5 separate regions of the Homo sapiens genome follow, and regions 2, 3, 4 and 5 are each linked to region 1. The links are chromatin loops, found by intact Hi-C in ENCODE. Cell type or tissue: PC-9. All regions are shown on one strand.

Region 1 (5,000 bases):
CCTTCTCTCCCTCCTCCCTTTGTCATCCTACTTCTCTCCCTTTAAAAAAAGTCATATCATACCACTTACAGAATATTTTCTTATGAATTGAAATAGTATCTTTATCTATACTAAATTATTATACATACATGGGTGTGTATAATGAACTTTTTGAACACACCAAGAAAACTTTTTTTTTTTAAAGGAAAACTTTTTTTTTTTTTTAAAGTCAAGATGAAACAATTTCACGTTTATATGAGACAGTTTATACATAATCATTTCGGCTTCCCTAAACAGTAAAGCTGAGGAAAATGAGAACTGTATTCTGAACCACTGGGAAGAATTATTGAGAGTATTAGCCAATATAATCTAGTGAAAGTCTCTAACACACTGACCCGAACACAATAGGAGTTCAGGGGGTTTTTTAAGAAAGAGTGAAGAATAGGGAGACACAGGCAGCACTGACAGGGAAAGAGAATTACAGGACAATCAAGAAGTTTGTATCAGCTTTAAAAAATAAATTCAGCACATTTGTTGAACACTTATGTAGGGCAATGAAATGCCAAGGTAGCCACAGTTTTTTTCATAAAAGGAATTGAAGCAAATCTAATCCAAGTCATTCTCCAGCCCATGATTAAACATACTAGAACCACAAACACGTGGGGAAACCTCTGTTATATATGAGATTAATTTTGGAGATAGGAAATGATATTTTTAGTTAGCTATGTAAAGCTTTTATTAATTTTTAGGACTTGCTCAAATTTTCACATTTAGGAAATTCAGTGCAATCTTAAAGACAAACACTCCTTTTACTTTTATTTTTCACCTCTATGTTGTGTCAGGAGACTAATGTTACACTATCTATCCATATAGAGTTATGAGCTGAAGCTGTATCCATGGGGAAACAGATTATCTATGTTTTAAACTTGTAAGCTTAGTCTACACAAAAATACACCTTTAAATTATGCCACAGACTTTCTTAAAGAAATTCTTAATCATTTTATAAATTCACTAAGAAATGAGTCTGTAGTCTATTCTAATCTCATTAATGCAACGCATGTTTCAGACATCACAACACGTTGATGACTTACTTGTATCTTGCTTCTTGTTTTCAAGATGATCTAATAGTTGTCTTATCTCAGCATCATACTCCACCCATTCTGGGACAATTCTGGCAGCAGCTTTTAGTTTGGATTCTTTTGTTTTGGGATTATTGCACTAAAAGTTTAAGTAAATTTTGTTAATGAAAGACCATGCTCCTGGAAACATAAGGACAATGCTGTGTCACTAGGGCAAACAAAATACATTTTATAAAAAGCAGAGTCCTACTAAGTACTGGAAGTTTAATACACACAGGATCAGGTGAAATGATATATCACAACTTATGTATGTAATAATTGCTTAATACAAATACCTCAATCAGAAATTTAAATAAAAATTGTTGAAAGACATTCTGATGACTCATAAGTCTGTCAAAAAAAAATTATGTAAAACTTTTTGACAAAAGATCTAATTACATTACCACTATGTAGAAGAACATAGCAGACTAGTGTGCTTTGTAGGCACAGTAGAAAAACATGGAAATGGCATCTCGGTTCTCAGGGTTCCAACTCCATATTTACTAGTAGTAGGATGTGTATGTATCACATAATTATGTGTGTGTGTAGGGTGTGTAGCTTAATTTATTCAACTGCAAAAGAAATTAAAATAGGAAAATCTCTAAGGTTCCATCAATACACAATCAGTTTAAACTATTGAGTACTACTATAGAGTTTCTTGGGAAATTAAAGTTAAAAGCAAAAATTATAGAAGGTTGATAAGAGTCTGACACACTATGTATCTGAAGGTACAGCTGAAAGGATCTGCTGATATATTGGACGTGAGCTGTAAGTAAAGAGAGGCATCAAAGAAAGACAAAGCCACCAGTACCTTTGGCTTGAGCAATATAAAAAATGGATTTGCCATTTACTGAGACAGAAGACAATGGGAGCAGTATAAACTTCATCAAGTAATAAAGGAAGCCCATTCACTATTTACAAAGAATTAAGGCAGGAAGCAACTTGAAGCTCACTTCTGGTGACATTTTCTCCACTTGCTTTCCTCTTATTTCTTAGGGGAAAGCTATTAGTCATGAGCCGTGAGCCTGTTGTCTTAACCCTTTCCTCACCAAATATTTTCAGTTGATTCATTATGGATTTCTTTTCCATAGTGACATATTCCTGAGGTAAGTGGACAACACAATTTTCCTTGCAGAAATTAACTTTATAGGCAATGTCTTCTATATAGTGAAGATAATGGGACTAATTCTTTTTTTAATTCTGTCATACTATTAAAAAAATAAAAATATTATGTTTTGTTTAGCTATTTGTACTACATTGGGTTTGTGTGTGTGTGTGTGTGTATGTGTGTGCTCATGCATACACTCTATAAGCTTTATTAGTGTTTCTTAACTGGGTAATCATGCCCCTCGGGGAGCTTTGGCAAAGTCTGGAGAAAATGTGTGATGGCCGGGGAGTGGTGGGGTGCTACTGCCATCTAGTGGACAGAGGCCAGAAATGCTGCTGAATACCCAACAATGCACAGGAAAACCCCTGTAACAAAGAATTCTCCACTCCTCAATGCCAATAGTACTGAGGCTGAAAAACTCTGAGATGGAAAGTTGAGAGAGTATAATGACATTCATAAACATTTTCATTCCCACCTTCAATATTATTAGTCATGCTCTTTTCTTCTGTTAGGCCATTTCCTTGGGAATTTTCTGCATTCTCTTTTCTCCTCCATGAAGAATAGCATGTTCTCTCATTCTACTCTTAGTGTTTCTATGAGGGAGACGGGCTGAACACCAAAATTTGTGCCACTTCTCCTTTTCCTGGGTATTGGTATTGCTATTGCTAGGAAGTAGCTGTCCATCCAGGAATGCCATTTCTCAGCTCCTGTTACATCTAGATATGGCCACGTGACCAACTCCCACCAAGGGGCCATGCCTTTAGGATTCAAGATATATGTTCTCCACACTTTTTTTCCCCTTCCCTCCAGATTGGTACTATCCAATACAAATGCAATGAAAACCATACACATAATTTGTGGGTTTTTTCACTAGAAAAATACTAAATTTTTCTAGTAGCCATGTATAAAAATGTAAGAGGAATAGGTGAAATAAATTTTAATACTATATTTTATTCAACCCAATATATCCAAAATACTAAGTCAACATGTAATCAATACAAAAATTAGTAATGAGATATATGTTATTTTCATTGTATTGAGTATTCAAAATCTGGTGTGTACTTTATACCTTACAGCACATCTCAATTCAGAATAGCAACATGTTAAGGGCTCAACAGCCACATAAGGCAAGTGGCTACTGCACTGGAAGAAGCAGTTACAGGTGGACAAAAAGTACTCCCTGAGACATGGCACACAGGAGGGCTACTCAATGACGGAGATATCCACTTAGGTCTGCTGCTGGAATGAGTATGAAGCCACTGAATTTTGGGGGTTTGTTATGGTAGCTCATGTTAGTCTAAGTACTAAAGATCCCAAAATGACCTACACCACTACTGTATGAGCCACAACAGAACCCTAACAACATATTAGTAGTTGTGTTCAATAATGTTCTTGGCCTCTCTTTATGAAATTCCCTTGCTTACCTCTTAAAAATGCCTTTTTATTTGTTTCTGCTATATTCTACCAACTATGATTACATTCTAACATGCTGGCATGCTATTTTTAAAATATGTATTTCTATACATGTCTGAAAAAGTTCCTATATTTTGTTTTCCTGCTCTTTTTTGTTCAAAATTGTGTGAATTCTAACATTTTAATAGCTTATTCGTCAGTGAAGATCTTGTAAACAATTTTCTACACTTAGCACATTAAAAACAATATACTAGGAAAAAAACTTATTATACCTACTAAAGACAAGGTAGTAGTGGAATATAAAATCTAAATGGACAACAAATAAATTACTTTGAAATATTTTATGTTTAGGAGAGTTAAACTGCACAGCATAAACTGCTTTAAATGAAAATCTAGGAAAAATAATCTCTTAAAAATAAGTAAGAAAAAAGCATGTATGATATATTTTAAGTAGACAAAATTGTCTTGTTTGCCTTTATTTGGGGGAAAATATTGGCAGGATAACTAAACTGAAGACATGTCAAGATGATAGCTAATCCACAAACATTTTCAGCTAGCTCTCAGCCCTTTTTTTTTGTTTGTTTGTTTTTTTGAAATGGAGTTTTGCTCTTGTCTCCAGGCTGGAGTGTAGTGGCGCCATCTCCGCTCTCTGCAACCTCTGCCTCCCAGGTTCAAGCAATTCTCCTGCCTCAGCCTCCTGAGTAGCTGGGACTACAGGCATGTGCCACCACGCCCAGCTAATTTTTTGTAATTTTAGTAGAGATGGGGTTTCATCATGTTAGCAACGCTGGTCTCGAAGTCCTGACCTGAGGTGATCCACCTGCCTCGGCCTCTTAAAGTGCAGGGATTACAGGCGTAAGCCACCGTGCCCAGCCCTCTAAGCCTTTTTTTCAAAAGTCCTTTTGCAGAAAAGAGTTAATACAGAAAGCCTGAAATTGCTATTCTTAGAAAGACCTGCTTGTAAGTTTGGCTCCTCGCTGGCATCTGGGAACACAGGGTTCAGGATGGTTCTCACCATTCCTTTATAAGAGTAACTCACTGTGTCTAAATTATCTGTGCAAAGGTGTTTATGCTAAACACTTGCTTTCCTCCTGAGTGCTGGAAATTTAGGTGTGTCTCAGGCAGACAGTGCTATATGGTCACCAGCCCCCAGTAAAACCCCTGGACACTGGGGTTTCTAATAAATGTCCTTAGTAGGTAATACTTCACACTGGTTGTGGAATCTCTTATTGCTTGAGGAATGAAGCTTGTCCCGTGTGATATCACAGAGAAAGGACTCTTGGAATCTTGCACCTGATTTTCTCTTTGCCCCATGTGCCTTTTCCCTTTGCTGACTTTGCTTTATATCCTTTCACTGTGATAAATCAAGCCATGAATATGAT
Region 2 (5,000 bases), 340 kb before region 1:
ATTGATTATTCTTAGGTTTGGTCATTTAACATAATCCCAGACTTCTTGGAGGCTTTGTTCATATTTTATTATTCTTTTTTCTAGGTCTTTGTTGGATTGTGTTAATTTGAAGACCTTGTCTTCAAGCTCTGAATTTCTTTCTTCTGCTTGTTCAATTCTATTGCTGAGACTTTCCAAAGCACCTGACATTTCTAAAAGTATGTCCAAAATTTCCTGAATTTTTAAATTATTTTTTTCTGTAAGCTATCTATTTCCTTGAATATTTCTCCCTTTACTTCTTGTATCATTTTCTGGATACTTTTGCATTGGGCTTCTCCTTTCTCTGGTCCCTCCCTGATTAGCTTAATAACTAACCTCCTGAATTCTTTTTCAGGTAAATCCGGGATTTCTTCTTGGTTTGGATCCATTGCTGGTGAACTAGTGTGATTTTTTGGGGATACTGAACAGCCTTGTTTTGTCATATTACCAGGGTTGATTGTCTGGCTCCTTCTCACTTGGATAGGCTCTGTCAGAGGGAAGGTCTAGGGCTGAAGGCTGTTGTTCAGATTCTTTTGTCCCATGGGGTGTTCCCTTGATGTAGTACACCCCCCTTTTTCCTGTGGATGTGGCTTCCTGTGAGCCAAACTGCAGTGATTATTGTCTCTTTTCTGGGTCTAGCCACCCAGTGAGTCTAGCCAGCTCCAGGCTGGTACTGGAGGTTGTCTGCACAGAGTCCTGTGATGTGAACCGTCTGTGGGTCTCTCAGCCATGGATACCAGCACCTGTTCCAGTGGAGGTGGAGGAGGGTATAATGGACTCCGTGAGGGTCCTTAACTTCGGTGGTTTAATGCTCTATTTTTGTGCTGGTTGGCCTCCTGCCAGGAGGTGGTGCTTTCCAGAAAGCATCAGCTGTAGTCATGTGGAAAGGGACTGGTGGTGGGTGGGGCCCTAGAACTCCCAAGATTAAATGCCCTTTGTCTTTCCCTACCAGGGCGGGTAGGGAAGGACCATAAGGTGGGGGCGGGGCTGGGTGTGTCTGAGCTCAGACTCTCCTTGGGCAGGTCTTGCTTCAGCTGCTGTGGGGGATGGGGGTGGGATTCCTAGGTCACTGGAATTGTGTACCTAGGAGGATTATGGCTGCCTCTGTTGAGTCATACAGGTTGTCAGGGAAGTTGGGGAAGGCTGGCAATCACAGGCCTCACCCAGCTCCCACAGAAACCGAAGGGTCGGCCTCACTCCCACCGTGCCTCCCCCAACAGCCTCGAGTCTGTTTCCTGGTGGAGGGTGAGATGGGCTTGAAAACTTGCCCAAGGCTTTTTCCCTTCCAGCTGTGGAAGAAAAGGGCTTCAGTTCTTCCCCCTGCATGTGAAGTCTGCACACCAGATTCATGCTCTCCCCTAGGTTCTGGTCAGGAGGCTTCTTGCCCCTTTCAAATTGTTATAAAGTTCAGCTAGAGAATTCCTTCTCCCTATGGAGTTTTACCCCCTTCTCCTCTGGCCACCCTCCTGATGGATCCCTGTGGTGTCAGGCAGGAATGGGCTGCTTGGGGACCCAACGAGCTCCCAGGACCTTTCTGCTGCTTCCTCTACCCTTGTATTTTGCTCGGCTCAGCTCTCTAACTTGACTCAGCTTGAGGTAAAGTTGGAAACTTCTCCCAAAAACAGACCTTCCGCTTCCCCAGTGGTGATGTGTGTTTGGAAGAGGAGGGTCCCCCTTTCCCACTTCCGCAGTTGGGGCACTCACAGTATTTGGGGTGTCTCCTGTGTCCTGCAGGGGCAGTCCGCTTCCTTCAGAGGGTCTGCGGCTCCTCTCAGGATTGCTGGTTTGTTCTTGCAGTTGATCTGGAGGGTTATTCTCCAGCTGAGGGTAAGGGTCAGTGGACCCTGCAACTCTGCAGTTCCACCTCTGCCACCCCTGCCGCTACCGCCAAGCCAGTGACCTCAGGTACCTTCCCTGCCCCACCCACCCAGACGGGTGCCCCTTCCTTGCCAGCCCAGGTGCACCCACCTGGCCCTAATTTTTTTTTTATTGTGCTAAAAAATACATGTTATAACTTTGCATTTTAATCATGTTTAAGTATACAGTTCAGTGGTATTAAAGACATCCGCATTGTTATGCAACCATCACCACCACCCATCTCCAGAAAAGAGTTCTTACAAAACTAAAACTCTGGACCCATTAGATGGTAACTCCCCACTTCCCCTCCCCCAGTCTCTGGTAATCATCATTCTACTTTTTGTCTCTGTGAATCTGACACTCTAGATACCCTATATATTTGCCTACCCCCACTTTTTTTTTTTTTTTTTTGAGACACAGTCTCACTCTGTCACCTAGGCTGGAGTACAATGGCATGATCTTGGCTCCACTGCAACCTCCACCTTCCGGGTTCAAGAGATTCTCCTGTCTCAGTCTCCCGAGTAGCTGGAATTACAGGCACATGCCACCACGCCCAGCTAATTTTTGTATTTTTTGTAGAGATGGGGTTTCATCATGTTGGCCAGGCTGGTCTCAAACTTCTGGCCTCAAGTATTCAGCCCGCCTCAGCTTCCCAAAGTGCTGGGATTACAGGTGTGAGGCACCATGCCCGGCCATATTTGTCCTTTTGTGTCTGGCTTATTTCACTTAGCACGTTTTCAAGGTTCATCCACGTTGTGCATGTATCAAAATTGCTAATACTATTTTAAATCATGTTACACATATCATTTTCGCTCATTCATAAATATCTTACTATGTGTCTCTAAAAGATAAAGACGTTTTAACATAACCACAATACCAATGTCACACCTAAAAATAAACAATTAAAAAATAATAGGAAATAAAAAAGGTAGTAATTCCTTACTACCATCAAATACCCTTCCAGTGTTCAAATTTTGAATTGCCTCATAAAAGATAGATTCTCCACCGTTCTTGAGTACAGAATTCCTGTTTAATTTGTCCTGACAACCTTCCTCTCCCCATAGTAGCTGTCTTGCACACAAAAGATGCTGTCATACTACATTTCACCAATAGGTGGCACGAATAATCATGACATTTGCTAAATCCAGTTGGTATTTACACAAGAGGAAACATCATTTGCAGAAAGTTGGCAATTATAGGTAAATATACAAACACAGAAATTGAAAATAGCCTGTTTGCTCTATGTAACACGCATAAAACCTGAATACATCCCAATTCTAAGGGATAATTATTGATATCATTCAAACTTTCTATTTGTTTTAAGGAGAACATGGAAAACGTATTTCTTGGTGTTGACGTTTATCTCTACAATGTCAACATTTTTAGTGTTAAATAATTGAGGCCAGTTATGTTTATTTATTCTTCCGCTTAATAAAAGAAAAAGTAAATAGAATCTACTTGTACAATTGATTGCTGTGTTAAATGCCCGTTACAAATGTATTGTCTGAATTGTATTAAGTGTACTTATCTCTGAATAAAACAGTTGCTTTCCCAAACTTCCTCTAGCGTGTTCTGAAGAACAGAGAATCTTAGGATGGTAGATACGGACAGGGCCTTTAAGACCACCTAGTCTGGCCCCATCATCTGACAGATGAACAGACATGAAACCTCATCGTAAGATCACACAACACCTTGATGGCTTTTGTGTAATTTGTTATCTTTCTGCCAGCAATCTCACCTTCTCCCCTCCACCCCTACTCTTAAAAAACTAACTGCTTGGTAAAATTAATATTTCATTTTAAGGATGCAAAACCCAAATTGTGCAATTAATCCTCCCTTTCTTGTCCTTTCAATATAATTAATTAATTAATTAATTAATTTTTTTTTTTAGATGGAGTCTCTCTCTGTTGCCCAGGCTGGAGTGCAGTGGTGCAATCTCAGCTCACTGCAACCTCCACCTCCTGAGTTCAAGCGATGCTTCTGCCTCAACCTCCTGAGTAGCTGGGACCACAGGAACATGCCACAACCTCTGGCTAATTTTTGTATTTTTTTGTAGTGACGGGGTTTCATCATGTTGGCCAGGCTGGTCTCGAAGTCCTGACCTCAAGTGATCTGTCCGTCTTGGCTTCCCAAAGTGCTGGGATTACAGGCGTGAGCCACCGTGCCCTGCCCCTTTGCATATATTTAGCAAATATTTATTGGGTATTACCAGGACTAAACAAGATCTTGTTCCCTTGGTCAACTGAGCCTTTTATTTGAGTCCATGTCTTGTAATTTCCTAGAAAGAAATGAAGCTCGGCCAGGCGCGGTGGCTCAAGCCTGTAATCCCAGCACTTTGGGAGGCCGAGGTGGGTGGATCATGAGGTCAGGAGATCGAGGCCATCCTGGCTAACACAGTGAAACCCCGTCTCTACTAAAAATATAAAAATTTAGCCGGGCATAGTGGCGCGCGCCTGTAATCCCAGCTACTTGGGAGGCTGAGGCAGGAGAATGGTGTGAACCCGGGAGGCGGAGCTTGCAGTGAGCCGAGATTGCGCCACTGCACTCTAGCCTGGGCGACAGAGCCAGACTCCACCTCAAAAAAAAAAAAAAAGAAAAGAAAGAAAGAAAGAAAGAAATGAAGCTAACTTTAGGAAATCAGCCTGTAAGGAATTTCTAATGGGCAGTAAATATGACGCTTTTCAGCCCAGATAACATAATAATTCTGAGTCATTTTTTATCCTATCCTCCTATATTCAAATTAACATTTAATACTGGACTGTTCTTTCTGTTCTTAAAATCAGCTCCTCCAGCCAGGACAGGCCCTAAACTCTGCTCTTGAAAGTAGGTTCTCACCAAATTTATCCCAAGAACAACTTCCTTTTATCTTCCCCAGATGTTCCGGAATATTTGGGCTCTTTTCCCTGAAATGGCACTTCCCACATGTTGGATACGGCCCTTTGCCCTTTCTCAGGCTGTGTCTGCATTCTTCTCTCCTCTTTTCAACTACCAAACCCTCGCCTATACAACTTTATGGCTTCATTGGGCAGTTCATCCCACCTGGTAAATAAGCACACATTCACGTCTGACGCATATGCTTCACTTCCAGTAGTACCTTCCAGTGTGTTCTTTGAGATATTCATAAG
Region 3 (5,000 bases), 300 kb before region 1:
AGAGCAGAGATCACGTTCTTTGTTATACAGTTTCAGAGTACAGTAGTCCTTTATTAGAGAGCATTTGATTCAGTTTATAATTACATGGTCACTGAGGGATCGTTTGGGTAATGTGTGTCTCCCCTACTAGATTTTCAGCTCCATGAGAAAAAGAATTGTATTTCCTTTTTAATTCTCATTATATCCCCAGCAATTTAGCAGCATCTGCTATGTAGAAGGTTACATATGAAAACACACAGAAAGCATTGGGTGTCTTTTTTTTCCTTCAAATAGGAAAGAAAAAGAAGAAGAAAACATGGTTATAACCATATGAAGCTACTGCCAGGACGATATGTTAATAAAATAAATTTAAGAAAAGATTTGTTAAAATCAAAAGAGGAAAAATATTTGTAGAATTATAAAATCTTATGTGGTAAGGGATATTGTGGGTCATCTGGTCCACCTAAGCTTAACTATACTCCTGTCAAATGTATGAATATCTTTAGTAAATATCTTTTGTTATTTTACATTTTTAAAAATAACTTTTTATATCAAACCGTTAAAAATTCAAAAAAAAATCAATTCTCCATCTTCAGAAACTGATTGTTATATAAAGAATTTAGTATAATGCATGATTCACAGTGATAGTTATAATAACTACTACTAGTAGGAGTATTACCAGGAAACCTCTAAGTTGTAGTGCATCATTTTGATAAGAACATGTGTTTTGGATCATTTAAAAAAAGGGGATTAAATTATAACTCTGCCTCTAAATGGCAATACATCTTTGAGCAATTTTCCTAATATCTCCAAACTTCAGGGTTTTTTTTCTCCTGGCATTCAATAAACGGTAGCCAATCATGGTTATAATATAACAACAACAGTGAGGATGAATAAGAATCTGTGTTTATTCTCAAAGCGCTCACAGCTCAGCAGGGACATGGATACAAACTCCAATTCTGCGCAGTAAATGCAACAATGGAAGCACGCCACCAAGAATGAGAGAGTGACTCTCAGGCCTGGTCTATTGGGGGAGGAAAGAGTTTTTTTAAAAAGTAATTAAAAGGAATTCTCCAGGCTAATTAAGCAAAAAAGGCATCCTGGGTGGAAGAACACTGCCATGCATGCTTGCTATGATCCAGCAGAGTATTCCAAGGTGCAGCATGGCAGGTGATGGGCTGAAGATCCTAGGATACCTTTTGTGTCATGATAAGATACACAGATTTCATTCTGCAAGTAATGAGGAGCCCGTGAAGGGTTTTAAAGGGGTAAAGAAACAATCAGGCTTATCTTTTAGGAAAATCAGCTGGGGAGTCATATTAGAAGGGGTGAGCCCTGGGGCAGGAAGACCAGTCAGGCTAGTGGATGGAAGAGGTGATGAGGGTCTAAACTGGGAAGAGTAGTGTGGGCCTGGAGAGGTGAGAATGACTCATGGCAGTTCAGAAAGAGTGTCAACAAGATTGAGTGATGAGGAGTACAGAGGGAAGAGCGCCATCCAAGATGACTCAGGAACACTCATAACTTGCTTGGCAGACTGAGTGGGTAGACAAACAAATATGGTTCATGGTTCAGTGGAGAAAATACAGAAGGGAGCTGCGGGGGAGGTGGGGGTGAGAGGTTTAGTTGTAGACATAATTGAGGTCTCCATACCTGCGAGCCACCAGGAGAAAGGAGAAGATGTCCCATAGGCACATGGGACATCAGAAGAACTGATTCTGGGTCAGGGAATCCCATTATGGAGCCACCAGTTGGTTCAGGGAAAGACTGTGATGTGAAAAGGGGTAAGTGCCAAGTACAGAATGCTGGAGATACCAGCCCATGAGGAGACATGGAGACGAATCGTGGAACAGGCAGAGAAATCTAGGCAAGAATGGGGCTATGGAAGCCGAAAGAATAAAGTATTTCACAAAGAAGGAACTGAGCAACTATGAAAAAGGTGCAGAGAAAACAAACAAGATAAAGAATGGGGACTGTTCACTAAGTCAGGTAGCACAAAACCACTTGTCACTTTTGCCTATGGTGTTTCAGTGGAAAGGGAAAGGTAGGAAAGATGGCAGTGGATGGAGAAGTAGATGGGTGGTGGACAGAGAGACTGTGATACTGTAATAGACAAGTCTATTGAGATGGTCAGTTAAAGAAGAAAAATGAAGAATATGTTTTAAATGTCTCTCAAGATATCTTTAAATACATTTGTGTATTTTCCTAAATTTGAAAAAAAAAAAAGTCCTTAATATCTGCTTCATCTAAGCAGAAAGATCACCTGAGGTCAGGAGTTCAAGACCAACCTAGTCACATGGTGAAACTCCATCTCTACTAAAAATACAAAAATTAGCTAGCATGGTGACATACACCTGCAATCCCAGCTCCTCTGGAGGCTGAGGCAAGAGAATCGCTTGAACCCAGGAGGTGGAGGTTGCAGTAAGCCGAGATCACGCCACTGCACTCCAGCCCAGGCGACAGAGCAAGACTCTGTCTCAAAAAAAGAAAAAAGAAAAATCATCCAAGGGACAATTTATCCTTAACCATACAAAACTTACAGCCTCAAGAGGAAGATGAGCTTTGGCTACTGTTTTCTAGAGAAAATTGGTCCTAAAAATCATTACTTTGTAATGATTGTCACAATTTCTCAACACATCTTGATTAAAAGAAAACGATAGATTCCTAATTCAAGGCGCTTCATAGTGCCATCTATGCGTTGCAGTTACAAAATCTTCACCTTCTAGTTCTGTTAATACTGGCTTTGCAATGTCCTCACACCTGTTCTTTCTCGTCCTTTCCCACGGTCCTTACAATAAAACTGTTTATTTTTTAAAAACTGCATGCCTTTTTAAAAAAAAGTTCATATTGAAATGTCTTAACAATCTTTATCCAAAAGAGGGCGCAAATTTCTCATGAAATATAGTGCGGTATTTTACAAAATGTCTTTGCTGCTAGTGGTATTTAAATTTCACAGCTGCTGTAAGTTAATGCAGAAACACTATTCCTGCAGCATGTGCATGTGAATCCTGTCCTGTTGTGTGTGTGCTAATTAAGAGCCTTTTGCTTCTTTAGAAGAGTTTCAGAGCAGAGCTAAGGCTTGCTGAAGTAAAGAAGTAAGTTGAAGCTAACATTTTTTCTATTCTGGGTAGCCATATCAAATTAAGATAGAATATTTTAAAATTAAACATTAAGTGGGGGAAAAGAAAACCTCTCTGTTTACAATCTTCTAATTTTAGGATGTATTTCCATTCTACCACAGATTAAAGAATGCCTAATGAAGTTAATATAGTTCAGACTTTGTGTGGGGTTGGTTAATAGCTAATCAGTTTTGGGGGGGTTGTTGGTTATTTGTTTTGTTGCCAGAGCTGGAAACATTCATAATTCAATGAATACCCAGTATGCACGGCTCTTCTTGCGTACAGGAGGCAGTATGAATTGCGAACAGAGGGGATCAAGTGAATTCTGGTCTCAGCTATTACTGTAGCTTGAGTCCCACCATAATTTGTGTACGTTTTCTGATGGGGATGATATGCCAAAAAGGTGCTGAAGTAGAATTGGGTGTCATAAATATGAACTATGCAAATGGAAGGAAGTGCAAAGACGAAACCATTTTTTCAATGGTAGTAATATACCACAAGTTTCCCTTACTTAACAGAAATTCATTTAACCAAATTCTTTACTTGAAATATATAAATTAGGGTACCACTTCACTCCACAGAATGGCATTTCCAAATTTGAAGTCCTGTGCTTATTCTTGCTTCTGTAACTGGCTTGAATTCCAAATTCCAGGTTTTCCATCATAACTACCTGCCTGGTAATTTGCTGGGGTGCGGTAGCCATGAACACTCACCCACGAGTAACAAACACTCACCGGGGTAATTTGGATTGGCTTCCAGCCCCTAAAAGTGAAACCAATTATAAGTAGAGAATCCCTGAAACTTTATCTGCCAATTGATAAGCACTGGTGGCTATCAACTAGAACCCAAAACTACATCCTTCAGTGGCAACATACAAACAGCACTAAATGAGGGCAAATGCAGAGCTAAATTCATAGCCCTTTTTATGCACCAGTCTAAAACAACGTTGCCAAGAAGATCTGCAGAAATTTTTGGTAGAGAACCAACATGACAACAAGAGCCAAGCATTATTTCCAGCTTTCATTTGATTACAAATCTGTGACCCATTGACAAACTGTTTATTTCTTTTTTTTTTTTTTTTTTTTTTTTTTTTGAGACATGCAATGGCACAATCTTGGCTCACTGCAACCTCTGCTTCCTGGGTTGAGGCGATTCTCCTGCCTCAGCCTCCAGAGTAGCTGGCACCTTACAGGCGCCCACCACCACGCCTGGCTAGTTTTTTTGTATTTTTTGTAGAGACAGGGTTTCACTATATTGGCCAGGCTGGTCTTGAACCCCTGACCTCATGATCCACCCACCTTGGACTCCCAAAGTGCTGAGATTACAGGCATGAGCCACCACACCCAGCCAACAAACTGTTTCTATGAATTACCAACAAGCATTCATACCTCCTCTCCATATGTGATGATAGAGTGATATCAATTGATTCATCATATTGATTTCCTCTTGTCAGTGGCCAAACCTGCCTTCATCACGCACCCCATGCAGCTGCAAGGTCAATGTGTGTGTTCGCTCTGAAATCCTCACGCTGCATCTTGGCCAGCTTCCTCCTTTCCTGACCATAAGATCTGATCTCTTCTTCTATAGGGTAGAGCCTGGATCACATTTTCTTTTCTGAATTTCTGAGGCCATGACTCCTCCTCTTCCTCTGCCTATTGCTATAGCCAACACCGTTGTCCTGCTGTACCCGCTTATGGCAACAACCCTAATGCCTTAGATTCCATTCCTGTAGACTCCACAGAGAAGGCGATTTTTAAGTACTCAAGTTGTTTGATAATGCTGAACTTTGTAACATTTCTCTCTTTTTTTGAGATGGAGTCTCGCTCTGTCGCTCAGGCTGGAGTGCAGTGGCACAATCTCGGCTCACTGCAACCACCGCCTCCTGGGTTCAAGTGATTCTCTGGC
Region 4 (5,000 bases), 360 kb before region 1:
ACAACAGAAATGTATTTCCCACGGTTCTGGAGGGTGGGAAGTAAGTCCAAGGTCAAGGTGCTGATGGATTTGGTGTCCGGTGAGGGCTGCTTTCTGATTCACAGGTGAGTCTTCTCTCTGTGTCCTCACGTGGTGGCAGAAGTGAGGCAGCTCTCCGGAGCCTTCTGTATAAGGGCACTAATCCCATTAATGGGGGCTCCACCCTCAAGATCTAATCACCTCCCGAAGGCCCCACCTCCCAACGCCATCACCTTGGGCATTTGGATTTCAACGTGTGAATTTTGGAGGGACACAGATATTCAGACCATAGCAGCTGTGGGTGAAGATTCAAAGACTCAGAAACAGATGGGACCTCCCAGGCAGTGTGTGAAGGGCAAGGCTGGAACCCTGAACACCAGTGACAAGTAGGAGATGGAGAGAGAAAGGAGGATGCTACCATGTGGATGAAAAGGGGCTTTAACACATATTGCTCAGGTGGCCTCACTATGAAATAACAGGACAGATGAAGTCACTGAGTCTCGGGGGCACCTTCACAATCTCTCACAGCTGTTAGTGGCAGAGCCAGGTCTCCAAGTTCAGAATTTTTCTCCCTACATTTGTTCACTTATTCATTCAACAGTCACTGATTGTGCTCTTTTCTGTGTGTGTACAGGGTCTTGTGTTCATACCATGAGCAGCATAGCAGGGACCCAAGCAAGACTGGGAGGAGAGGCGGGATGCAGACAAGTTGGGAACCAGCCACGCCTCTCCTCCTAGCAGGGGAGTTGCTCTAATAGGTTTTAATTTTATTCAGCTTTGGTGAGGCCAATAGATCAGATGATGACTCTCACTGAAGAGAGAGTTTCTTACTCTCAGATCTAAGAGAAGTGGGCACGCCACGCCATGCAGGGACACCCGGGGCAGCACGAGGGCTGGTCAAGAGGCAGAGGGAGAAGAGAACGTGGCCAGAGCCCTTATTATGGTTTCCACAGGAAAGAGTGGGCAAGGCAGGGTTAGCTAGCTCAGGACTGGCTAGTTTAAATCATTTCAGCAGGCTCTGGGGCATACAGGCTGTTCCTATTTGTCAGATACCTGGTCCTGGGTGATTAGGGCAGGGGGATAGTGGCCTGGAGTGTGAGAGCCAGATAAGGGAATTGGTTGGGATGCGAGCTCTGGGTTGGTTTTCATTTGAAAAGCATATCACCCGGAGGACTCCTTCCAGGGGGAGGGGGACAGTGAGGGAGACATATTATTGGGTTGCACAGAGCAAGGTGTGTCCTGCAGATGCACGCGGGGCAGATGTTAAAGCATCAGGTTTACAGAAAGGAGAAACATGGTTAATACAGAAGCAGAAAAGGAATGCAAAACAGAGAACAACTGCAAAGGTGCACATGCGGAAACACAGGTTGATGTCCTGCCAACCCTACTGTGGATGGTCTGTGGACCAGCAGCACCTGGGACTTAGAGAGGCAGCGTCTCAACCCCTCACCCCAGACTGAACGAATCTGAATCTGCAACACCCTCAGGTAACCCATATGTATCTTAAGCCATGATAAGTACTGGCATCAGCTGCAGACAGGCCCGTGGACAGATGGAGGAGGAGGAGGAAAACGTGTGGTTCGTTAGGGAGGCTTCTTGGAGGAGTCCTCTAACAATGAAAGCCAGCTTTCATGTGAAAAGAAATGAGATCTTTTGCCTAAAACAGTGGTTCTCAAAATTGGCTGCAAATTGGAATCACCTGTTGTGTTTTAAAAAGCTCTGGAGGCCAGGCACAGTGGCTCATGCCTATAATTCCAGCACTTTGGGAGGCTGAGGCTGGCAGATCACTTGAGTCAGAAGTTCAAGACCAGCCTGGCCAACATGGCAAAACACCATATCAACTAAAATAGAAAAAAAAAATAGCTGGACATGGTGGTGCATGCCTGTAGTCCCAGCTACTTGGGAGGCTGAGGCATGAGAATCGCTTGAGCCCAGGGAGCTGAGGTTGCAGTGAGCCAAGATCGCACCACTGCACTCCAGCCTGGACAACAGAGTGAGACTCTGTCTCAAAAATAAATAAGCAAGTAAATAAATAAATATAAAAAGCACTGATCCCTGCTTCCAAACACTGGAGATTCAGATTTAATTGAGATAAGGCCAGGATGTAGAGCGTTTACAGAACTCCCCAGGTGATTTAAACATACAGCCATGTTAGAGAACCACTGGCCTTTGCCATACGGAAGATATAATGTGCTGTACCAGGACCAGAGAACAGAGAAACAGAGGAATCAGATGGTTTGAGAGCAAGACCAGGAGTGTGCAGGTCTGCCCGGTGGGTGGGGTGAACAGGGAGGGTGCGCCTAGGATCCTTCTCCCCTCCCATCCCCATTTGGCTTCCTGGGCCACGTTCCTCAGCGCTTCGTTGGTTCTTACCCGGATGCTTGTATTCTGCTTCCCCCTAGTGGTGACTTGCAGTATGGCACAGCTGTCGCTGGCGGTTTCATTAAGGTTCCGCGTTCATCACTAACTTGTGACAGTGAGTTACAGCCTGTGGTCTCGACAGGTGGGATCATCCTAAGAATCATGTCCTGTGAGCATCTTCGCCATGTGACTTCAGGAGTTGCTCCCTCACAAGGAGCCTCAGGGAGTTATAGGTCACTGGCCAAGCACTGCCCTGGCACAGGGCTGCAACTGCAGCCTAAGTGGCTTCCTGTGCGTAAGGTTTAAGGAACTTTCATTTTATTAGCCAGTGGTTAAGTGCCTGTGAGAGCAATCATCAGCAGGTGCAGTGGTAGAAGATAACAAGCTTCCTAATAAATAGTGGCCACCGGCCGGGTGCAGTGGCTCATGCCTGTAATCCCAGCACTTTGGGAGGCCGAGGCAGGCAGATCACGAGGTCAGGAGTTCAAGAACAGCCTGGTCAACATGGTGAAACCGTATCTCTACTAAAAATATAAAAATTAGCCGGGTGTGGTGGCGGGTGCCTGTAATCCCAACTACTTGGGAGGCTGAGGCAGGGAAAATTGCTTGAACCTGGGAGGCAGAGGTTGCAGTGACCTGAGATCACACCACTGCACTCCAGTCTGGGTGACAGAGCAAGACTCCATCTCGGGGGGAAAAAAAGTGGCCACCACTTAAATCTTTGTAGCAAGAATGGGTTTTACTTAATTATCACATTTCATTCCAATGACAAGCCTGAAGGTATTAGGATTGTCAAATATTTTTATTGCAAATATGCATTACTAAGGCTATTTTTTAAAAAATACTTCGCTATATAAAGTCATATTCTTCTCTGAGATGGACATTTAGCAAAAATAAAGTCACAGACTTAACATTATAGTCATGAATAAATGTTTTAAAATTATGAGGGAGAAAGAACATTAACTAGAGAAAATGTTGCTACATCACTTTCAAAATAAGCACATATTTTAAACAGACATGGTTTGCAGAAGAGGATTCTCATCTTACAGATAAGAAAACAAACCTGGAGACCTTAAGGAACTTGATCAAGGTCACATAGCCAGTGACAGATGCAGGGTTTGAACCCACATTGGCTGGACAGCACTGTCTGTATGTACAGCTCCTCCCACATCCCCTGCAAGAGTCCAGGGGTTCTCACCTGCTCAAGGGTTTGCAACAGAGACTTCACTTGAATCCCTGATTGAGTCTCTGGTTCCTCCAAGCTCCCCTAGTTCCTCTTTGTATTAGTCCATCTTCACACTGCTAATAAAGACATACCCAAGACTGGGGAATTTATAAAGGAAGGAGGTTTAATGGACTCACAGTTCCACATGGCTAGGGAGGCCTCACAATCATGGTGGAAGGTGAAGGAGGAACGTCACATCCTACATGGTGGCAGGGAAGAGAAAACTTGTGCGGGGGAGCTCCTTCTTATAGAACCATCAGATCTTGTGAGACTCACGATCACAAAAACAGCATGGGAATGACCCGCCCCCATGATTCAATTACCTCCCACCGGGTCCCTCCCACGACACATGGGAATTGTAGGAGCTATAATTCAAAATGAGATTTGAGTGGGGTCACAGCCAAACCATATCTCTCTTCTTTCCAGTTTCACATTGACTCAGACACTTCCTTCGGTAGAGCAGTCTCTGAAGGCCCTGTATTAGAGGAGAATGCCCTTGCCCAATCCTGGCAGAAAACCTCTCTCCACAGCTCACACCCAGAGCTGGGCTCAGGCCAGATGCGGAAGAGAGATAATGAGAGAAATAGGAAGCGTCTGAAGCTGGCAGCCATTGTGGTCCCCTGAGCTGGCTGGTTCCTTTTCTTCTCCCCTGAAGCTCCTGCCCACTGGGAGCCAGCTCCTGTCCACCCTACCCCAGTTTCAAGAGTTCCTAAAACTCTGGTGTGAACCAGAACCACTGGGAAACTTGTTAGAATGCAGATCCCTTGGCTCCACCCTCAAAAATTCTGATTCAGGATAATCAAAAACGGGACCCAGGAATTTGCATTTTAAGCAAACAACCCACGTGAATTCTGCTGCATGGGGTCCTCAGAACACACGTTGAGAAATATTCAATAGACACGCTATTCACATTCAAGAGTACCAATGAAGGCCCATAAGCTATGTTGAAATACTTAGAAGTTATCTATCAAGTGAATAAACTGTCAAATATATATACATAACTACATGGCAGGCTAGAATTCCTGGGCTCTATAGCCCAAGCCAGAAGGTAATGGGACAGCAAGAGCTAACCCCCAGCTGCCATCCTTCCCCTTTGTCTTCCCACTTTATGCCATGAGGAACTTGCTTCTTGAGCAAGAGGACACACCATCCATAAATTCAAGCACAGGCACTCTCCGTCCACCCTGTAACAGCTGCATCTTGACCACCTATTGGGCTAGAATGGACCCCAGAGAGGAAGCTGGCATTGACCCTGGAGGCAGAAAATTCCCAGGCACTCAGAGCATGGCCTAGATGGGGAAGAGTTTCCAGGAGGACGCATGCCCTTGACCTTGCAGACTCATAATTTTAAAACATTTATGACTAACTATAATGTTAAATCTGTGACTCAGTGCGG
Region 5 (5,000 bases), 210 kb before region 1:
GAGGCGAGTAGACACAGCCATGGAGAATCCACATATAATGTGTATGTCATCAGATCCCACTTAGGGACTACAGAAATGCTATAGCCTAGAGGCTCAGGAGAACTTTCTGAAAGCGGTACCTGCCCCCCTGGCTGAATACTAAAGAATGAGTAAAAGACAGGTCCCGAAAACTGGGAGCTGCAGGACAGGCAGGAAAGCAGCCAGAACCGAGGAAAAAGACAGAAGGGCATGTTCTGAGAGGCATGGGCTGCTGGGCCGCTGGAGTGCCAGGAAAGCAAAGAACAGAGAAAGATGGCCCAGGGCCCAGAATCCGAAGGACCCTGCGTGCTGGTAGGAAGTCCGGAATAAGGGTCACTGAAGGACTTCAGACAGGACAGGGACATGGTCAGCCTGACTGCAGTGGAGCAGGTAGATTTGGGTCAGGGAGGAAACATGTGAGCACTGAAGCAAGAAGCAGTGGTCCCTGTTTCCAAAGTCTACTTACCTTTTTTAGAATGACCCAGGCTTTTAAAAAAGAATCCTGAATTCATAAGCTCTCATCTCTATTTGCTTCCTAGTTTAAAAAAATTGTTCCCCTAAACCGCTGTCACTTCCAAATGAAAGTGATTATGTTTGATAAATGTAACAGATCATCAGCTGACCAGTTAGCAGTGTGTGTGTGTGTGTGTGTGTGTGTGTGTGTGTGTGTGTGTGTGTGTGTATTTATTTATTTATTTTTTGAGACTGAGTATCACTCTTGTTGCCCAGACTGGAGTGCAATGGCGTGATCTCAGCTCACTGCAACCTCTGCCTCTTGGGTTCAAGCAATTCTCCTGCCTCAGCCCTCCGAGAAGCTGGGATTACAGGCATCTGCTACCACGCCCAGTTAATTGAGCCGAGGTGGGCGGATCACCTGAGGTCAGGAGTTCAAGATCAGCCTGGCCAATATGGTGAAACCCCGTTTCTACTAAAAATACAGTTAGCAGTATATTTAAACTCTAAAATTAAATCTGGTGCTTCAATATGCCCTTCTACACCTTTTGAAATTGAGAGCTACATCTGAAAGATGAAAAATGAATAGCTAGGTTATACTAACCAATTCAAATTGACTTTATGGAGAGAAGAAACAAAACAGTTCTGCCAACTGTTGTGTATGCTATTTGCCAACAGCAAGCATGTAACAAACACCTCTTATGATTTAGGCATGCTGTAGGAGAAAAATAACAGCTAGTCACCTTCAGGGTTACTAAAAAAGACAAACACTTTTTCTGCAGATGACACTCACTGTAAATTACTTCACTAAGAAAAAGGAAGGCATCCACTGCAGCTGTCACCCACTTGCACGTACCTGACTATCAAGAAGCTGCATGACATTATGGAAATCCTGGGGATATGGAGAACGGTCTTCTTTAAACTCGTGTGCATCTTTTAATGTGCCTATGTTGGACTTGATCTGCATATTGGACTTCTGGATTTCTGACAGTTGCTATAAGATAAAATTCAAGCTCAGTACTACAGTTAGACTTTCATAAGATGGAAACAGAGAATAAAATCAGGGAGCACATAGCTGTGTTTTAAATCTGACTGCCCTCTTGGACGCTCCTGGACGCTCTTGGACGCTTCTCCTGCTTCTGCTTCCCTGTGGTTTTACTGGTTTGTTTCTACTGCTTGCTGGTCTTCCTATCAGAATATGTACAGGGTGAAAAAAGGGGAAGGAAAATCTAACTTTCTAATCTTAAACGAGTCTAATTTTTTTTTTTTTTTTGGAGACAGGGTCTCATTCTGTTGCCCAGGCTAGAGTGCAGTGATATGATCATGGCTCACTGCAGCCTCAACCCCCTGGGTTCAAGCAATCCTTCCACCTCAGCCTCCTAGGTAGCTGGGACTACAGGCGTGCACCACCACACCCAGATAATTTTTGTATTTTTTTTGTAGAGACAGGGTTTTGCCATGTTGCCCAGGCTGGTCTCAAACTCCTGGGCTCACACAACAATCTGCCTACCTCAGCCTCCCAAAGTGCTGGGATTACAGGTGTGAGCCACCAGGCCCAGCTGGGGCTTAAAATTTTTTATGGGCACTTAATAGGTACCAGAAACAGAAGAACTGAATGCACCTGGTTCTTAAGCTAGTTTAGTGAGAGGCCAACACTGTCCAGGGACCACATCAGTAAATCCACTGGGGACATAACGTTTTTAATTTTACCCTTTTCTTTTCATATTATTCCCAATGTTACTCATGGCAAAAACCCTCAGAAAACCACAGAAGGTAACACATTAACTTCAAAAACAAAAGTATGGGGGAGCGCACGTCTCCTCTCCTCAGTGTAGGCTGCTCATAGTGACTTCATTTCAGAAAGGACAGCAGGGAAAGGAGGAAAAAAGAGAAAATCTTCAGTGGAGAAACCTGACAAACACTACCACAGCCAGGTAGCCAAGGTCAATAGCAACAGTTATAAGTCATGCAGATTCGTAACACAAAGTCTCAGACAAAACATTCAACTCTACTGCTCCCACACAAAAATGCCACAGACAGAGCGTAAATTACCAAACATGGCTGTGTTTCAATAAAACTTCACTCATGACACTGAAATGTGAACTTTAATGAAATTTTCCTGTGTCACAAAATAGTCTTCTTTTTTTCCAATGTTTTAAAAATTTAAAAACTGGCTGGGCACAGTGGCCCACAAATGTAATCCCAGCACTTTGGGAGGCCCAAGTGGGAGGATCACTTGAGGCCAGGAGTTCGACACCATCCTGGCCAACATGGTGAAACCGTCTCTACTAAAAATACAAAAATTAGCTGGGTGTGGTGGCATGTGCCTGTAACGCCAGCTACTCAGGAGGCTGAAGCACGAGAATCACTTGAACCCAGGAGGCAGAGGTTGCAGTGAGCTGAGATTGTGCCACTACACTCCAGACTGGGCAACAGAGAGAGACTCTGTCTTGAAAAAAATAAAAAGTAAAAATGTAAAAACTATTCTTATGTCAGAGGCCATTCAAAAACAGGTGGTATGCTGGACTTGGTTCATGGGCCATTCGCCAAATCTCACGCTAGAGTTTAAAGAGTTTTAGGAAAGCCCTCAGGTGAATTCCAAAAATCTCTATTTTCGTTTATAAAACTTGTTGGCCCCTAGAGGGAGCTCAAGGACCTTCGCTCAGCTCCCTTCCTTTCTCCGTTTTCCCCAAAGAAGACTCAGGTCAAGTCTAACCAGGGAGCTTAGAATTCTTAGAAGGACACTGATTGATTGGCTGCTTTCTAAAGAAGCAGCTCAGGTATCATCTATGCATGAGGCTGGGGCTGTATGGACCAGGGCTGTTCCCACAAGGGAGAGGGGCTCACTTAGCCATAACTTGCTTGCTTTAGAGACCCCACCTGGGCCTGGGTTGAGGAGGGAGCCTGGCAAAGGTTCTTAGCCTTTCTGGGTCTGCTTCTTTCCCTTCCCACTGGACAATGGAAAGTTCCAAAACTCAGGGAGGAGTTTACAGTTCAAGGCTAACCTAACCAGATAAGAAAAGAGGGACCATCATAGAAGAGGGTCTTCTATATCTCACCACGAGTGTTCTGCACTGAAGTTTAAGGCCAAAGCTCCCATTCTCAGCAAAACATCTCTGACTCACTCTGTCTCCTCTATGCCTCCCTCAAGACTCTCAGGGAGAAGAATGTCTGCACGAGGGTAACATAAAGTAACTGCTGGATCCCCTGGCCTTAATGCCATCCTAACACCACCTCTCAAGGCAATCAATACCATAAGAACTTCTAGGTTTAATACTTACATATTCTAATGCTGAATTCTTCGAAGTTAATTCTTTAAATTCCTTCATAAACATCTCCTTGACTTTTTCCATTTCATCAACTAGTTTCTCCTTTTCTTCTTCTTTCCACCTGTCAAATAACTTCAAAAAGTCTTCCTCTTTTGTTTTCTGCATTTCATATTCCTGAAATTATTTTAATACACATCTTTAAAAGTTCTGGTCTGAAGAAAATAAGCAATATTTAAAATAAAAGTTCATAGCATCACTTCAAAAATGTTAGCTAGTATTGCTTATTTCAGTGAGGCTTGTAACAACATTTCCTATCATGGCAGGTCTGTGCACAATGATTTTTCTAAACTAAAGGCAGCACACAGAATCCTCTTGTCCTTACATCCCTTAAAATACCAACACAGACGCCCAAAGCCTCCAGCTTTTTGTGTTCTATGAACTTGTATAAAAGTCATGCCATAATATATAAAATGTAAATATACTTTAAAGAAAACATATATTGAGCAATAAAAGAACATTTGTTGGCACCATAACAATTTGGATAGTGTAACTTCATCCCACCCCCAGAAAATACAAATTCAGATTTACAGGAGCTAAATTCAAGGTCAGCACTTGATTTCTCAATGACCTTCAGGGTTTTTAAAATCTAAATTGAGAACTTGAACGACACTATATGCCAACTAGCCCTAACACACATATACAGAACTCTGTACCCAACAATAGCAGAATATACATTCTTCTCAAGTGCACATGGAATATTTACCAGGAAGACCTTTTTTTAAGTCCATAAAGTGTTTCTCAGATTTAAAAAGATCAAAATCATGCAAAGATTCTTCTCTGATCACAATAGAATTAAGCCAGAAATCAGTAACAGAAGGGAACTGGAAAAGTAGCAAATACGTGGAAAGTAAACAACGTGCTCTTAAACAACCAATGGGTTAAGGAAAAACTCACTAGGGAAATTGGAAGATACTGTGAGGTTAATGAAAATGAAAACACAACATACCAAGATTCATGAGATGCAGCCAAATCAGTGCTCAGAAATAAATTTACAGCTGTAAGAGCCTACATTTAAAAAGAAGAAAGGTCCAGGTGTGATGGCTATGCCTGTAGTCCCAACAGTTTGGGAGGCCACGGTGGAACGATCACTTGATCTCAGGAGTTTGAGACCATCCTGGGAAACATTGTGAGACCTCATCTCTACCAAAAATTAAAAAAAAAAAAAAATTAGCCAGGTATGGTGGTACGTGCCTGTAATCC

Evidence for each region. A loop is a pair of places that touch in the nucleus more often than their neighbours do. Peaks named below come from ENCODE experiments on the same cell type or tissue, not always from the same donor. Only the 100,000 strongest peaks of a DNase experiment are listed, where the experiment ranks them.
Region 2: it touches region 1 in a loop (10-fold over the local background); 33 of 110 quality-filtered maps call a loop at or near these places.
Region 3: a loop joins it to region 1, with 10 times the contacts of the local background. A loop is called at or near these places in 56 of 110 quality-filtered maps.
Region 4: a loop joins it to region 1, with 5 times the contacts of the local background. A loop is called at or near these places in 5 of 110 quality-filtered maps.
Region 5: it touches region 1 in a loop (8-fold over the local background); 102 of 110 quality-filtered maps call a loop at or near these places.

Annotation. Positions count from the first base shown.
Region 1 is chr13:95,831,857-95,836,856 of GRCh38, forward strand. It overlaps UGGT2 (UDP-glucose glycoprotein glucosyltransferase 2), which reads right to left. Exons shown (of 39, transcript NM_020121.4): 38 at 1,071-1,197. Among named protein-coding and RNA genes, the nearest start is that of DNAJC3, 160 kb to the left of the region's middle. In PC-9, CTCF peaks have their summits at 2,506 (motif pointing left) and 2,707; DNase peaks (open chromatin) are centred at 1,455, 2,035 and 2,465; H3K27ac peaks cover 660 bases.
Region 2 is chr13:95,491,291-95,496,290 of GRCh38, forward strand. All of the region lies in intron 3 of CLDN10-AS1 (CLDN10 antisense RNA 1), which reads right to left. It also overlaps a transcript of CLDN10 not described here. Among named protein-coding and RNA genes, the nearest start is that of CLDN10-AS1, 40 kb to the right of the region's middle. RefSeq lists an enhancer at 906-1,406. In PC-9, CTCF peaks have their summits at 3,000 (motif pointing right) and 3,200; DNase peaks (open chromatin) are centred at 1,071 and 2,981; H3K27ac peaks cover 689 bases.
Region 3 is chr13:95,533,994-95,538,993 of GRCh38, forward strand. It overlaps a transcript of CLDN10 not described here. Among named protein-coding and RNA genes, the nearest start is that of CLDN10-AS1, 2.6 kb to the left of the region's middle. RefSeq lists an enhancer at 1,302-1,596. In PC-9, a CTCF peak has its summit at 2,860 (motif pointing right); DNase peaks (open chromatin) are centred at 1,438 and 2,830; H3K27ac peaks cover 1,488 bases.
Region 4 is chr13:95,476,282-95,481,281 of GRCh38, forward strand. It overlaps CLDN10-AS1 (CLDN10 antisense RNA 1), which reads right to left. Exons shown (of 4, transcript NR_046533.1): 4 at 3,163-3,681. It also overlaps a transcript of CLDN10 not described here. Among named protein-coding and RNA genes, the nearest start is that of CLDN10-AS1, 55 kb to the right of the region's middle. RefSeq lists enhancers at 2,327-2,686, 4,025-4,104. In PC-9, CTCF peaks have their summits at 2,447 (motif pointing left) and 2,650; a DNase peak (open chromatin) is centred at 2,600; H3K4me3 peaks cover 449 bases.
Region 5 is chr13:95,621,016-95,626,015 of GRCh38, forward strand. DZIP1 (DAZ interacting zinc finger protein 1) reads right to left here. Exons shown (of 23, transcript NM_198968.4): 8 at 3,753-3,914; 9 at 1,328-1,465. Among named protein-coding and RNA genes, the nearest start is that of DZIP1, 21 kb to the right of the region's middle. In PC-9, CTCF peaks have their summits at 3,111 (motif pointing right) and 3,312; a DNase peak (open chromatin) is centred at 3,126.